2 separate regions of the Homo sapiens genome follow, and region 1 is linked to region 2. A link is an interaction called in ENCODE POLR2A ChIA-PET data of the cell type or tissue named here. Cell type or tissue: Panc1. All regions are shown on one strand. Each heading gives the region's core, and the rest is flanking DNA. Links, peaks and the distances in the headings are about the cores only.

Evidence for each region. ChIA-PET counts read pairs that join two places held together with the same protein. Peaks named below come from ENCODE experiments on the same cell type or tissue, not always from the same donor. Only the 100,000 strongest peaks of a DNase experiment are listed, where the experiment ranks them.
Region 1: POLR2A ChIA-PET joins it to region 2 with 5 read pairs; 3 of 35 experiments call an interaction of 5 or more read pairs at or near these places.

The regions. Positions count from the first base shown.
Region 1 is chr5:65,928,217-65,932,615 of GRCh38, forward strand. All of the region lies in intron 1 of ERBIN (erbb2 interacting protein), which reads left to right. Among named protein-coding and RNA genes, the nearest start is that of ERBIN, 3.8 kb to the left of the region's middle. In Panc1, for the core only: no CTCF peak of the experiment used is centred there; no DNase peak of the experiment used is centred there; H3K4me3 peaks cover 1,024 bases; H3K27ac peaks cover 1,212 bases.
Region 2 is chr5:65,704,667-65,709,065 of GRCh38, forward strand. It overlaps SGTB (small glutamine rich tetratricopeptide repeat co-chaperone beta), which reads right to left. Exons shown (of 11, transcript NM_019072.3): 4 at 3,823-3,892. Among named protein-coding and RNA genes, the nearest start is that of SGTB, 15 kb to the right of the region's middle. In Panc1, for the core only: no CTCF peak of the experiment used is centred there; no DNase peak of the experiment used is centred there.

The sequences.
Region 1 (4,399 bases), core at 326-4,325, 220 kb after region 2:
TCCTCCCCGGGGCATGGTCTCAGGAGATTCTTTTTTTTTTTCATTGTTGGTAAGATTTGTGAACCATGGAATAATTCTTGTTAAGTCAAACTAGCTTTATCAAAGAATTTAAAGTGCATAACTCATCTACTTTATGATTTTGGAACGTATCATTAGGCTGCAAAAGAGGTTATTCTTGGGCATCTGAAAGAGGTGAACAAAATAAATGGCATTGAACTTCAGTTTCCTTATATGGCTTATACTTGGCTTCAAAAGCAACAAAACCTTAATAGAGCAAGTCCCTTACAGAGAATTATCGCTTTATGAAGATGGTTATTTATTAGTAAATTTTGTATAAAAAAAGTATTGTAGCACTTGAAAATGACTATTTAAGCCTCTATTTTTAGATTTAGTTCTTGATTTTTTTTCTCAGGAGAAGAGTAGTATGTTTCGATGCAGACAACACGTTTTATGAAGTGAGGTGTTCACCTTTGTGTTTCTTTTTTTTCTCCTCAACAAGGCATAATTTACTTCGTAGTTTTCTTGGAATTCTGTTAGTTTATCACCGAATTAACTTAAATTTTAGGTTTTATACTATTGTGAAACTATAAGTATTTTCGAAGCTTTGTTTAAACTGTGACAAAGGTTTGAAAAGAGGTTAATAGAGGAGTCATCCGTTAAAATATTTTTAAATGGCTTCAAAATTTGGATATTCTTCTAGTATGGTGTGGATTTTCAAAGATTAAATTGGCAAATAGAGAGTACTTCCAAAGTCTATATTGCACAAAATACACACTTAAAGGCTCTGTTTATTGAAGGTAATCATGAATTTTCAGGACTTCAACTGATTCAAGTAGTACTGTTACGAGGTCTCCTTGCCATTTGAGATCAAACTATTGTAAACTTTATGTATAAAAAGCTTACAGAGGTACAAACATGGAAACCAAATTTTTATTGTATGCTGTTTCTTAATGAAGTGATAACTATAGATACATTAACATATATCATTGGCAAATCTCAAAAATCGATTATTTTACACATTGTTGGTATTGCACTATTAGTAGTAAATAATACCCTTTAAGAAATAGTTAAAAGTTTCAGAAAATAGGTGTATATTTCAAAATTACTTATTTGAAATAATTGCTTACGGATAATACGATTTAGACTTTAAGCTGCTTTTGTTTTGGAAATAGATTATGGCAGTACTTACAGAGTATTTGGGATTATGCAGAATTTTAGTGATGCTGGGTAGCAGTTTCTTTTTTATTTTTCGTAATTGCTGCTTATCCAGATTCTCCTTACATACCCTACTTGGCTGCTTGCATTTTGACTCTTTGCCTTGCTCATTCATTTCTTGAATTTGTTACATGCTTGCTTCCGTTTTCTTTTTCTGGGAATACATCTCTATTATAAACCTCTAAAGATGTCTTTGTCTTTTCCTCTTTTTTTTTTTTTTTTTTTTCGAGATGGAGTCTTGCTCTGTTGCCTAGGCTGGAGTGCAGTGGCACAATCTCGACTCACCACAACCTCCACCTCCCGGGTTCCAGCGATTCTCCTGCTTCAGCCTCCCAAGTAGCTGGGATTACAAGCGCACATCATCATGCCTAGCTAATTTTTGTATTTTTAGTAGAGACAGGTTTTGCCATGTTGGCCAGGCTGGTCTCGAACTCCCGACCTCAGGTGATCTGCCCACCTTGGCCTACCGAAGTGCTGGGATTACAGGTGTGAGCCACTGAGCCCGGCCTACTGCTAACTCCCATTTTTCAGATTCACTTTTTAGCTGTCTCTTCTTAGGTTTCCTAATTGTAAAAAAGAAACTTAGCTGCTATTCAGCTTTCTCTTCTGATTCCCTTAGCTTCCTATATTTATAGTTAGCTTCATTTACCTAGCCTTATTTTCTCTGTGTTCAGTTGGTCGTTCTTAATTATATTTTGCCATTTCCCTCTTTTCCAAACTGTTAGTCTATGTTTATCACCTCAAAAAACTGTTCAAAACATGCAGTGGAAAAAGTTTATCTGATCTTATTTTATTAGCCCATTTAATTCTGAATATCCCCTTTGCATTTCAACTAAGTGTACATGCTGGTATTTTAACTTTATATTCATCAGTATATTGCTTTGTTTATTTTGAGATGGAGTCTTGCTCTGTCGCCCAGGCTGGAGTGCAGTGGCAAGATTTTGGCCCACTGCAAGCTGCGCCTCCCCCAGGTTCACGCCATTCTCCTGCCTCAGCCTCCCGAGTAGCTGGGACTAGAGGCGCCCGCCACTGTGCCCGGCTAATTTTTTTGTATTTTTAGTAGAGACGCGGTTTCACCGTGTTAGCCAGGATGGTCTTTATCTCCTGACCTCGTGATCTGCCCACCTCGGCCTCTCAAAGTGCTGGGATTACAGGCATGAGCCACCGCTCCCGGCCATTGTTTGTTTTATACTTTGTTTTCTCAGTTTTCCTTTTTCTCTTTAGTGTTCTTAAAATTGACTGTTAAGATAATACCAGGTTGTTATTTATTCTTATGTATTAAGACTTTGTAACCCTCTCTACCTTCTTGTTTTATTATACTTTTGGCCTCTTAAAACATACAGATATATTTCTCTGTTCCTTCTTCTCTGTACCTTCCTCTTCTGTCCTACCTTTCAAGTTAGATGTCTTCTCTGACACAGAATCCCTAAAATTTTGAAATTATCTTTCTTTGATTTCATGAAATAAGCACAATAGTACTCTATCACTCTATTTTTGTCACTTCAAATTTTGTTCCAGACACCATTGAATGAAGGTCTTGCCAGGCTTTAAGTGATAGTGTGGAAGACGATAGAAAAGGAGAATATCTAAAAATTCACTTTGTGGAAGACGATAGAAAAGGAGAATATCTAAAAATTCACTTAATAAGACTCTACTTATCTGGAGGTTATTTATTATAGCTTTAAAAGCATATTGAATGTAGTAGAAAAACTAGAAAATAAAAAATGACATCTCCTTAATCACAACAGGTATGACAGAGTCTGGGGACTTCACTTTTAGGGCCATTATTATTCAGAGCCCATTTACTTATGTACATAATGAGCTGTTTTTGGTTCTTTGGTATCCCAGAAGGCGTGAGAAAGGTACGTTTACAGCATTGTGAAGTTATGACCTGTGGTGTTACAGTGAAGCAATAGAAAAATGGAAAGATGACTGAATAACTTAGAAAATAATCTGGGACAACTTACTTTGAGGCTAAGTGCCTTGTACATTTCATTTCCCTGTAGGAGGATTCACTCTGTTATAATATGGTATAATTACAAGAAATAGTAATAGTCCTAAGGCAGCTGTTCTCAGACTTTTTGGTTTGACTCAAAACAGAAATTAAAAAAAATTAATTTATTTGAAAATAAGCTATTGCATGTTAGTGTAACATTGTTTTAATAAAAATATAATTGTTTTCTAAAATAAATAGCAAAAATAGTGGCAATGTTTTATATTTTTGCAAGTCTCTTATGTTTGGCTTAATAGAAAACAGCTCGATTCTCATATCTGCTTCTTCACTCCATCTGTTACAGTATGTTCTTTTGGCTAAAGTATATGAAGAAAATCCAGCCTTATACAGGTATTTGGTTGGAAAAGGGAGGAAGATTTTCTTTCTTTTCTTTCTTTTTTTTTTTTTTTTTGAGATGGAGTTTGCTCTTGTTGCCCAGACTGGAGTGCAGTGGTGCAGTCTCGGCTCACCGCAGCCTCTGCCTCCCGGGTTTAAGCGATTCTCTTGCCTCAGCCTCCTGAGTAGCTGGGATTACAGGCATGCGCCACCATGTCCAGCTAATTTTGTATTTTTTGTAGAGACAGGGTTTCTCCACGTTGGTCAGGCTGGTCTTGAACTCCTGACCTCAGGTGATCTGCCCGCCTCGGCCTCCCAAAGTGCTGGGATTACAGGCGTGAGCCACCGCGCAAAGTGCTGGTCACAAGGTCAGGAGATCAAGACCATGGACAACACAGTGAAACCCTGTCTCTACTAAAATACAAAAAATTAGCTCGGTGTGGTCACAAACGCCTGTAATCCCAGCTACTCAGGAGGCTGAGGCAGGAGAATTGCCTGAACTCGGGAGGTGGAGGTTGCAGTGAGCCGAGATCGCGCCACTGCATTCCAGCCTGGCGACAGAGCAAGACTCCGTCTCAAAAAAAAAAAAAAAAAAAGACATAAACCTGGGAATATGTAGTGGTACTATTGCAGCTTGAAGGCATTGCCTTTGTTCTTGTAAAGGTGTTAGCTGTTGCAACCATTGCTTTTGCAACATCAGTGTAAAATGTAAATATAATGGAAAAGGGAAAAATGACATTTCAATATTATAAACACAGTTTTGACCTGGAAGGTTCCTTGAAAGTGTCTCAGGGACTTCCAGAGACTGTGGACTTCCAGGGCCTATGGACTGCACTTCAAGAACTTAGGTGGAAG
Region 2 (4,399 bases), core at 243-4,242:
AAAAGTGAATCTCTTCTCACCTTCCTTATCTTCATCTCTCTCCTCCCTTTTAGAGCTGCCCCAGCCCGTTCCAGATGCAACACCCTCCCTAATCACCATCTCAATCTGGACCTGGTCTTCCACTCTTTCCCTGTTAAAACACACATCTGCTGATAATCAAGTTCTCAGAACACTGCTGAGGATAAGCTGATAAAACTAATCATGCTATCATGATAGTGGCAGATAATATTTTTATGTGCTATCCCTTCCAGAGTTAGACTCTTTTTAAAAGGGGATTTAAAGAGATTAATTTCTAGAAAGAGAATTTCAGATACCATGGCTAGCCTGCAAAGTACTGATTTTCAGGAAGGGCATCTGCAGATACATCTGGCAGTAATTTAGCTAAGTTAATAAAATGTCAGCAAAATAAGAGATTTCCTATGGGTATTTTTTGTATACCATTAAATGAAAAAGTAGTGTCCTCTGCACTTGTAAGAACCAATGGTTCAAAATATGTCTGGGCGTGGTGGCTTATGCCTGTAATCCCAACACTTTGGGAAGTGAAGGTGGGAGGATCACTTGAGGCCAGGAGTTCGAGTCCAGCCTGGGCAATATAGTGGGACCCCCCCTCATCTCAACAAAAAGAATAATTAAAAAAATTAGCCAGGCGCAGTGGTACACACTTGTAGTCCCAGCTACTTGGAGGCTGAAGCAGGAATATCACATAAACTCAGGAGGTTGAAGCTGCAGTGAGCCATGATTGTGCCACTGCATTCCAGCATGGGTGACAGAGTGAAACCCTGTCTTTAAAAAAAAAGAAAAAGAAAAAGAAAATATTAGAAACAATGGAGATTAGGAGGAATGATTTACATCTCAAAGGTATCTGTGATTCTTTCCAGTTTTCTTAAACCAGAAACTCTCACATTAGCCTTGTTCTTAATAGATCATTAGCTGCTTAACAGGAAGAGTGGGGCATAAATTTCCAAGGAACAAAAACAGAATATTCAAATTACTGTAAATTAGGAATCAAAAATGAATATAAAGGGTGACTGCTAATAAGCACATGGTTTTTGTTTGGGGGGTTATAAAAATGTTCTGTAGGCCGGGTATGATGGCTCATCCTTGTAATCCCAGCACTTTGGGAGGGCAAGGCAGGAGTATGGCTTGAGCCCAGAAATTAGAAACCAGCCTGGGCAACATGGTGAAACCCTATCTCTACAAAAAAAAAAAAAAACACAAAAATTAGCTGGGGTGGTGGTGTGTGCCTGTAGTCCCAGCTACTCAGGAGGCTGAAGTGGGAGGATTGCTTGAGCCCAAGAGGTTGAGGCTGCAGTGATCTGTACTGTTGCCACTGCAATCCACCCTGGTCGAAAGAGTGAGACCCTGTCTCAAGAAAAAAAAAAATTTCTATAATTGATTATGGTAATGGCTGCACAACTCTGTGAATATATGAGAAACTAATGCATTGTACCCTTTAAAGAAGTAAATTGTATGACATATGAATTATATCGCAACAAATATCTTTTCAAGTTAAAAAAATTAATTTGGATCTTCCCCAAAAAAGAAATCAATAGAAAGCCTCTAAGGAAACTGAGAGGTTAACATTGTTTTTTATGAAGAAACAAAAAGTTTATATTAGCAAAGATAGTTTGATTTCCATGTCAAACATTTTAATTTTCTGGGTTATTGAGACTTTGATGTTGCTGTTGGGCTCTTTGTCTTGATGGCATTTTATGATTACATTATAAAACTGTACTGTATGTCTTTTCCTGTGTCACCTCAAAGGTGTAGATATCATAATGTATATATACATACCACAAATATTATACACATATATACTATAAGTTAATGATAAAAGGCTTAACATATTTAACATATAAAATACTTAACATATAAAAATTCAGGGTTGGGTGTGGTGGCGCACATCTGTAATCCTGGCACTTTGGGAGGCCGAGGTGGGTGGATCACCTGAGGTCAGGAGTTTGAGACCAGCCTGGCCAACATAGTGAAACTCCATCTCTATTAAAAATACAAAAATTAGCTGGGCGTGGTGGCACATGCCTGTAGTCCCAGCTACTCGGGAGGCTGAGGCAGGAAAATCACTTGAACCTGGGAGGCAGAGGTTGCAGTGAGCCAAGATTGCACCACTGCACTCCAGCCTGGGCGACAGAGCCAGACTCCATCTCAAAAAAGGAACAAAGTAGCAAAAATAAATATTGACAAAAATATCAAAGACAGTGTTATTTAGGATTACAAAATTATCTGTCTAGGTAAGTAAGACATGCTCAAACAGTATCATGTAACACTACACAGCCATTAAAAACAGTGATATAGGCCAGGCGTGGTGGCTCAAGCCTGTAATCTCAGCACTTTGGGAAGCTGAGGTGGGCGGATCACATGAGGTCAGTAGTTCAAAACCAGCCTGGCCAACATGGTGAAACCTCATCTCTACTAAAAATACAAAAAAATTCACCAGGCGTGGTGGCACGCGCCTATGATCCCAGCTACTCGGGAGGCTGAGGCAGGAGAATTGCATGAACCCAGGAAGCAGAGGTTGCAGTGAGCCGAGATCCTGCCACTGCACTCCAGCCGAGGTGGCAGAGAGACTCTGTCTCAAAAAAAACAAAACAAAAGCAAAAACCACAGTGATATAGGTATATATTTACAGACCTAGAGAAATGACCATGCCCAAGGAATAGGAACAGTATAATTGTTTCATATCCACCTTTTTAGATACCAGCTGATTTTATACACACACACACACACACACACACACACACACACACACACATATATTTTTTTTTTTTTGAGATGGAGTCTCCCTCTGTTGCCAGGTTGGAGTACAGTGGCGTGATCTCGGCTCACTGCAACCTCCGCCTGCCGGGTTCAAGCAATTCTCCTGCCTCATCCTTCTGAGTAGCTGGGATTACAGGCACATACCACCATGCCCAGCTAATTTTTGTATTTTTAGTAGAGACGGGGTTTCACCGAGTTGGCCAGGATGGTCTTGATCTCCTGACCTTGTGATCCACCCACCTCGGCCTCCCAAAGTGCTGGGATTACAGGTGTAGACCACCGTGCCCGGCCATGATATATATTTTTTTAACTCAACTGCCTTCTTCAAGGTATGAAATAAAGAAAAGGCTAGAAAATGTTTCTGAACATAGCATATTCCCTAGTAACCCTCTGTCTATATATAGAACAGAGGATTTATTGGCTGTCACTCACTGCTAAAGATAAGGACTATACCCTAAAGCTTTGTAGTACAAATCTTACAGGCCTCACCTGGCTCCCGTCTATAGCTTAACATAGCTGACATAATGGAAAAATGGAACACAAATCCTCAACAGTGACTTATTTCTTAAAACCAAGAATGCTTCAATAGCCAACTAGTATAAAATTTAATAATGTAGTAATCAAAAGTGCTAGCTAATAAACAAGTACCATGTGCCTACCTTAACAAATTTCAAAGAACTCAAAAACACTAAACATATGAAAGATAAAATAATGCTGAAAACTATTTTCCTCTTTTTAAGTTAAAGAAGAATTTGAGATCCTACAGTATAAGTAGCAAAAACCGAAGCAATTCGCCCTTAAGTTATGTGTTCTGCAACTTTTACAACAGATCTGCTTCTCTTGAAGCAAGCCGTAACTGTACTGCCCACAAGCCATTCTGTACTTCCAGGCTTCTTACCCATCACATTCATTTCTGTTTCGTAATTGCCATGTGCACTTATGACAATCTAGTCTTGGTGGTGTAATCAGAACTATATCAATTGACAGTAATTTCCTCCAGTTTCAGAAAGCTTTACTAAGTAAGTCATTTTTGTATGAAATATTCACCTTCATCTTTTAATTGGTCAGCTTTTCCCACATCTTCAGGCACTGAGTTTGAAAGGGGCAGAACGTCATTCTGAAATTAAATAAAAATCAATGCACTTCCCTTTAGCTACATAAAGAATCATCCTAGAGTACTATAAATAAATAATAAATTACCCACATTTTAAATCATCTGTAACTCCACATCATGAAAACAACTTCCTAAATAATAGTATTAACAAAAATAGGGGAAAAGTCCTCTCATATATTTTTTATTAGAAATATGAATATCTGTGACTGGGCGTGGTGGCTCATGCCTTAATCCCAGCACTTTGGGAGATCAAGGTGGGTGGACAGCTTGAGCTCAGGAGTTCGAGACCAGCCTGGGCAATATGGTGAAACCCCGTCTCTATAGAAAACACAAAAATTAACAAGGTGTGGTGGCATGTGCCTGTAGTCCCAGCTACTTGGGAGGCTGAGGTAGGAGGATGGCTTGAGCCCAGGAGGCAGAGGTTGCAGTGAGCTGAGATCATGGCACTGTACTCCAGCCTGGGCAACAGAGCCAGACCCTGTCTCAAAAAAAAAAAATAAGAATATGAAG